Regions from separate parts of the Mus musculus genome. Here region 2 is linked to region 1. The links are chromatin contacts, found by Hi-C or POLR2A ChIA-PET in ENCODE. All regions are on one chromosome and are shown on one strand. Each heading gives the region's core, a stretch centred on a gene start or an enhancer-like site at or near the end of the contact. The rest is flanking DNA. Distances are from core to core; before and after follow the strand shown.

Evidence for each region. Hi-C counts contacts between places; a loop is a spot of excess contacts on that map. ChIA-PET counts read pairs that join two places held with the same protein, here RNA polymerase II (POLR2A).
Region 2: a map of heart shows a loop between it and region 1 (4-fold over the local background). The contact joins the promoter of Casp12 here to the promoter of Casp4 in region 1. A Hi-C loop is called at or near these places in 1 of 37 maps with a recorded cell type or tissue (heart). POLR2A ChIA-PET finds 5 or more read pairs at or near these places in 1 of 5 experiments (Patski).

What each region holds. Positions count from the first base shown.
Region 1 is chr9:5,307,489-5,310,835 of GRCm38, forward strand. It overlaps Casp4 (caspase 4, apoptosis-related cysteine peptidase), which reads left to right and starts at 1,361. Exons shown (of 9, transcript NM_007609.3): 1 at 1,361-1,426. The coding sequence starts at 1,420.
Region 2 is chr9:5,344,216-5,347,747 of GRCm38, forward strand. Casp12 (caspase 12) reads left to right here and starts at 1,261. Exons shown (of 11, transcript NM_009808.4): 1 at 1,261-1,310; 2 at 2,267-2,518. The coding sequence starts at 1,304.

The sequences.
Region 1 (3,347 bases), core at 111-2,610:
CAATTCCTATTCAAACACCTATATCTTTTTTTGTTTGTTTGTTTTTGAGACCCACTGAGTTTAACCAGAATTCACAGTGTAACCATGGAGTGTCCACTGGAGCCTGGTATACACCAAAGACTGTCTCTCTCCCAGAATCCCTCAGTAGCCAGAGCATCAGCAGAGTTCTTAGACTTGGTTCTTAAATGCAGAACTGGCTGAGTGCCATTATTTCTTTTATAATATCATTTGCTTGTCTTTTCCTACAGTCATATAGACACCACAGGTTTCTGAATTCCAAGAATTTAGTGCTCAGAAGAAGAAACATATAAAATATAACTGGGACCATTATAGCCAAAATAATAAATGGAATCTCAAAATGGAGTGTTTACTTATTACTCTGGAAGCCTGGACCAGAACAAAGCAATTTTTATGTGCTATTATCCTTCATGGATTAAAAAATTCATGGATCAAAGAATATTGACTTAGCCCATGAACCTTAAAATTTCACATTCTGATTGAGACTATAAAACAGTCAGTGCCACCAACAACCAGGGAACAATTACCAGATAAGTATGACACTGAGGAGATGGGCGATAGTGGCATTACTTTATCCATTCTCTCAGCAGTATTTGTTAACTGTAGGAGGAGCTGAAGAAGGACACTTTCACAAGAGCCTTTCTAATCCTTCCTATTTAATCCAACGTTCCCCAAAGACTCAAAGTTGAACACACCACAGCATTTGTCTTTTCCCCTTTCTCTAACCATTCCCCTGACATACCTCTCTCCTCAGATCATGTGATCATGCATTCATTATATTGCACCGTGCAAGTGCCCCTATTTGTTCAAGAGGCTACGAACAGGTAGTAGTAATCATCACTCTCAGTAAAAATTTGTCTTGCACAATTAATGAAATGCACCCAGGGTGGACAAAAGGATTGCTCTGAACTATGTCTAATAAAAACGAAGTCTGTAGAAATATGTATAGAAAGGCTGTAGTACCTTGAATTAGGAAACAATTGCTTAATTTTCCAGTAGAAATGAATATGTTAAATTTCATTGACTTAGAACTGATGTTTTAGAAAGCAGAGGTTGAGTTACTGAGAAGCCAGACTAGAATATAAGCAGCACTGTGTCTTACTGGAGCCCTGAAGAATAGAGAAAATGCAAAGGTAAACAACTTCAATTTTTTTTTTTTCTATTTTTGCAGCCGCTTTAGTTGTGTTTGTTTGTTCCCATGACGAAGTGATAAAATTCAGGAAAAGGGAGGCCAGTTTTATGAGTTACAGGGGATTTCCCCACAGCAGTTGATACTTTCTGAGCAGCTCTTTCAACATCTCCTGGAAGTCCCCGCCTCCCTATGCTAAGGAAATGCCCAGTAACTTTCATTTTACTCTGTCAAGCTGTCTTCACGGTGCGAAAGAACTGAGGCTTTTTCTCATGGCTGGTGAGTCTGGGGGCTCTTCCTGAATAGGGGCTTTGACTTGAGTCCTAGAATTTAGACTTTGCGAAAGCAGAGAATTAAAAAAAAAAAATAGTGGTGACAGAGCAGAGCAGTGGCATAAAAGCCTGATTACTGTACTGCCGGAAAGGACTGTTTATTGGGAGTGTGGACATGCTGAGATATATGTAGCTTTGAGCCACAAAGAACTTCATCTCTCAGTTTCCTTTTTGGAAATCAAAGAGGAGGGTAAAGCCAGAATAACACATTAAAACAACTCTAGAAGTCTGTATGAGCTCTAGGACTCTAGAAGTCTGTAATGAGCTCTAGAACTCTAGAAGTCTGTATGAGCTCTAGGACTCTAGAAGTCTGTAATGAGCTCTAGGACTCTAGAAGTCTGTAATGAGCTCTAGGACTCTAGAAGTCTGTAATGAGCTCTAGAACTCTAGAAGTCTGTAATGAGCTCTAGGACTCTAGAAGTCTGTAATGAGCTCTAGGACTCTAGAAGTCTGTAATGAGCTCTAGGACTGTTACATTTTTCTGAGATGCTGATTGGCACATATTTGAAGTCACCACCTATTTCCCAAGCATAGAGTTACTCTCTTCTTCCATTTTAAATGATTCCATTTTTCTTGCTAGATCTCTGCGTCTGCTAAAATCACCACTGTTGTAACTCATTCATGGACTCCTGTCACAATGTTTTGACTCATGTCTTCCTTTCCAGGTCTTAGCCTTCTGTTCTATCCTTAACATTCCTTTCAAATCATATACCCTTCTTACACTCAGAAGCTGAAAAGGCACAGGACTGAGAAATCACTTGGTATTTTGGTAGCAAGTGTTCAAATGCATCTTATAATATTTTTAGCTTTATTCTTAAAATGTGTACGTGAGGATGAACAAAAAAGTTGTATTTGTCAGCTTAGGTCCAATGTCCTTTGGGCAGAGTAAACTTGTTCTCACATGCAAGACACCGACTTTACCTTATCTCTCTGCAAAAGTCTTTTAAAAACGACAAGCGTCTGATCATTGCCTTTTCTGCTGCTGTTGCCCACATTTGACCAAAGTAACCTGTTTCTAACACCCAGCCCCTCCACCTTGCTGTCTATACCAGATACTTTCAAGAAACTTTCAACCTTGCCAGAACAGATACTAGCTCTACACACTATCTTCTCTGGGACACTGTCTTTTAATGGATGAAAGTTTTAAAACATGATGTTTTCTTGAACATACATCAGTCATTTAAATGATTATAGTGTCTTGTACTTTGTTTGTTTGAATAACTATTTTTACCTCTGCCCTATATACTTTAGTGTACAGAGATTGATGTTCAAAATGATATTCCCAAAACTAAAAAATTAGAATTTAAAATGAGATGTTTAATAAAAATTGCTGACTCAGGGGAAAGATAATCACACCTCAATTTGATATCTTCAATGTGCAATATTTCTTGTTTAGTATGCCAAACCTACCTTGTTTATGTTCTATATACTTCATCACTAGGAGTCCTCACTAGGGTAGTCTTAACTCATAGATTCCAGGAAATTTCCACTACACTAGATTTCCACATCACCCCTGCCTAAATACCCTTTAAATCCAATAATTTCTTCCTGTACCCCCACCCTCCGTTATTCTAGCCCTATACCTAATCCCATTGCCCATTGCCATATACCCATTGCCACCCTCCCCTAGTCCACTTGCAAAATCTATATCCCCTTCCCAAGGAGATCAATGCATCCTCTCTAGGGTCCTCCTTGTTACTTATTCTCTCTGGGTTTGTGGGTTGTAGCTTAATTATCTTTTACTAGACATGCAATATCCACTTATAAGTGAATACATACCATGTTTGTCTTTCTGGGTCTGAGTAGCCTCATTCAGGATGATAATTTCCAGTTCCATCCATTTTTATGCAAATTTCATGATGTTACCA
Region 2 (3,532 bases), core at 11-2,510, 37 kb after region 1:
TCTGGAGACGACATACTACAGGGGGGTGGGAAGCAGAAAGCGGGCCTACATGTGCTTCCGCTTGTACTGAGGTCCTGAAGAGGTAAAAAAACAGAAAAGGAGAATTACAACTGAGTGACTACATTCTGCTTCCTCTTCTGCCAAGAAGTGAGGACACTCTCTTTCTCTTGCTGTCAACAAATTTTCTACATGGACTTTCAGATTTCCAAGCTGGAAAAGTCTTTCCGGCTTAGTGAAGACAGGCCTGAAAGTGTACCAAGTTCTTTGAAGGTGAGGTGTTATTCACTCCAATTAACTCCTGTGGGCAGTAAGGCAAAGAAGGCTACTACAAGAAGACAAATGGACGAAGTCAACAGCATTAGAATTGTATTAAGTATTGTATGAGGAATATGAACAATTCAGAAAGAAAGCCTCTACTATGCAGCATCCTGAACCATGAAACTAAAGTATAAAACGGCATTTTTTTATTTTTATTTTTTATTTTTGGTTTTTCGAGACAGGGTTTCTCTGTGTAGCCCTGGCTGTCATGGAACTCACTCTGTAGACCAGGCTGGCCTCAAACTCAGAGATCCACCTGTCTCTGCCTCCCAAGTGCTGGGATTAAAGTTGTGTGCCACCACTGCCCAGCTATAAAACAGCATTCTTTCCCATTTTATAAACATTCTTTCCCACTTTATAAACATTTCCCTTATTTAACTTTTACAGCCATTATTTATCCATAAATTTCCAAAAGTTAGAGAAAATGACTGTCCTGTGCATTTAACATACCACAGTGTACACTGGTGTCTCCAGATTAATAATATCTAAAATTAACAAATAAACCTGCTGACTCAGAAATAGAAACAAGATGACGTACCTGGGTTTTGAATTGGTGGTACCAGCATCAAGGTTTGGCATCTTAGTCAGCATCTCCTTTAGCTGAAGCTCTGCGAATTGACACATTCTGGGTTGATCAAGTGTCACGGTCTCATGGTCTCATGGTGTCTTGTATGTAAAGGACCATAGAGATGCTAAGAAAAACAACTCAGAGTGCATTTTGAAATTGTGCTAATGATAGACTAGATTGAGAATGAATTGTGCATGAATATACATTTTCAGCCAATAAACTTTGTAAAGTCAAGAGAAACTCTGCTTATAATAGCAGAGCCCTGGTTGACTTTCTGGGAAAAGAGCAGGAGAATTTGGCAAGCGGGTGTTTTCAGTGACACAGCACCATTGGTATGTTTCTGGGAAGGAAAGGCACACTGTTTCTCAGATTGCTTTCGGTTTTGATGCTTTTTATGTCCAGGAGTCCTGCACAGCCATGGCGGGTGAGTCCTTTCTTTGTTTATGCTTGTGTTGAGGGAGTTACATATGGATTTCTGAGAGAAGAGATAACAATGCTTCATCAAAGCAGAGCTGTTTGTAAGTTGAGGGGAGGGAGGCTATGGTAGCACATGTTGAAGCAGAGTGCGTGCAGATACTCTCAAAGGCATTTATCCTCAGCATTTACAGCTGTGGGAAAGAAAGGAAAATGAATCTCTCTAGACCCCTCCTTTTAGTATTTTCCTGTGTTTTAAGTATTGCCTTTGACTCACTGACTAGAGGTTTTCTCCAGCTCTCTGGGTGTTTTGTTCTGAGGATGAGAAACTTTACTACTGAACAAAACCTTGCATTTTCTCTATCTTTCTGCTCTGTATCTGAACTACTTTTCAGCAGCAAGCCAGGCAGCTAGTTTGATTTCTCTATTTCTACACAGAGCTCTCTAGGACCACTGGCAGTATAAACAAAATGTGGGACAATATAGCTGTAATGTGTTCACGTTATACTATGCTGTGTATGGAATAAAATATCCTTTTAAGATATTTACAAAAATGAGCAAAAGTGGAAGGGTCATGAGTGATCTGCAGAAATGTCAGACATCAGGTATCTATGGCTGAATCGCCTGATGAAGTTGTTTCTCTTCTCCCCACTTATGTTTCCTCCTGTACAAACTTGATATGTGTTGGGCAATATAAATGCTTCTGTGGGTTCATAGACAAATTGTCACTCAACTGTCACCTGATTAATTATATTATAATCTCAAAAATGAAGGACAGCCATTTATAAAAAGGAAAGGCCATGGGTCCCATCCTTAGGCAGTGAGTATAATTCCCAAGAAAGCCTTACAGGCAGTCCTGTTTATTTATCTATGTGGGCGATTCTTGTCTGTATTTGAATTTGAAAGCTGGTAGTGCAGAAACATATTTAAATACCTTTCCATGTCTAAATGATATTATTTTTACAGCCAGGAGGACACATGAAAGAGATCCAATCTACAAGATCAAAGGTTTGGCCAAGGACATGCTGGATGGGGTTTTTGATGACCTGGTGGAGAAGAATGTTTTAAATGGAGATGAGTTACTCAAAATAGGGGAAAGTGCGAGTTTCATCCTGAACAAGGCTGAGAATCTGGTTGAGAACTTCTTAGAGAAAACAGACATGGCAGGAAAAATATTTGCTGGCCACATTGCCAATTCCCAGGAACAGCTGAGTTTACGTGAGTAGTTCTGGCCAAAATGCCATCAGCTCCTTTTTTTCTACTTCCTACAAAACTTCTGTGTTTACTTCTGTTCTTAAGGAAATCTGACCTCCCCATATCCCTTAGACTGTTACTTGTCTATTTGTTTAGCAGATGAAAAACACCCAGATTCACCCAAACTACTTTTCTACTCCTGAATATTTTATTTTTCCCTTAACAATTGCACCACTGATTACCCCATGAAATTTACATATTCAATACATTATTGTGTTTCTCTGTCCTAAACCACAGGCATAAGAAGGCAAGCCTCATTGGCTACTTTATTCATGAAACATATTGATCATGTAAGAAATCACACATGACAGATGGCAGGTACTCATCAAATATCAAGTCATCTTGATTAAGAAAAAGCAGGATTTTTTGTTTTGTTTTTCTTTATTTTATTTTTTATTTCATTGTTTAATGGTTATTTATTTGTTTACATTTCAAATGTTGTCCCCTTCCTAGTCTCCCCTCTGCAAGCCTCCCATCCTATCCTCATCCCCCTGCCTCTATAAGGGTGCTTCCCCACCTTTTCACCCACACATATCTCACTACCCTAGCATCCCCCTATGCTGGGGCATCAAGCCTCCACAAGACCAAGGGCCTCCCCTCCCATTGATGCCAAATAAGGCACTCCTCTGGTACATATGCAGCTAGAGCCATGGGGTTCATCCATGTGTAATCTTCAGTTGATGGTTTAGTCCCTGGGAGCGCTGGGAGGTTTAGTTAGTTGATATTGTTATTCTTCCTACGGGGCTGCAATCCCCTTCAGCTCCTTCAGTACTTCCCTATCTCTTCCTTCGGGGTCCTTGTGCTCAGTCTGATGGTTGGCTGAGAGCATCCTTATCTGTATTGGTCAGGCTCTGGCAGAGCTCCTCGTGGGACCACTATACTAGTCTCCTGACAGCAAGTGCTTCTTGGCATCAGCAATAGTGTCTGGGTTTACTGCCTGCAGATCAGATGGATCCCTAAGTGGGACAGTCTCTGGAT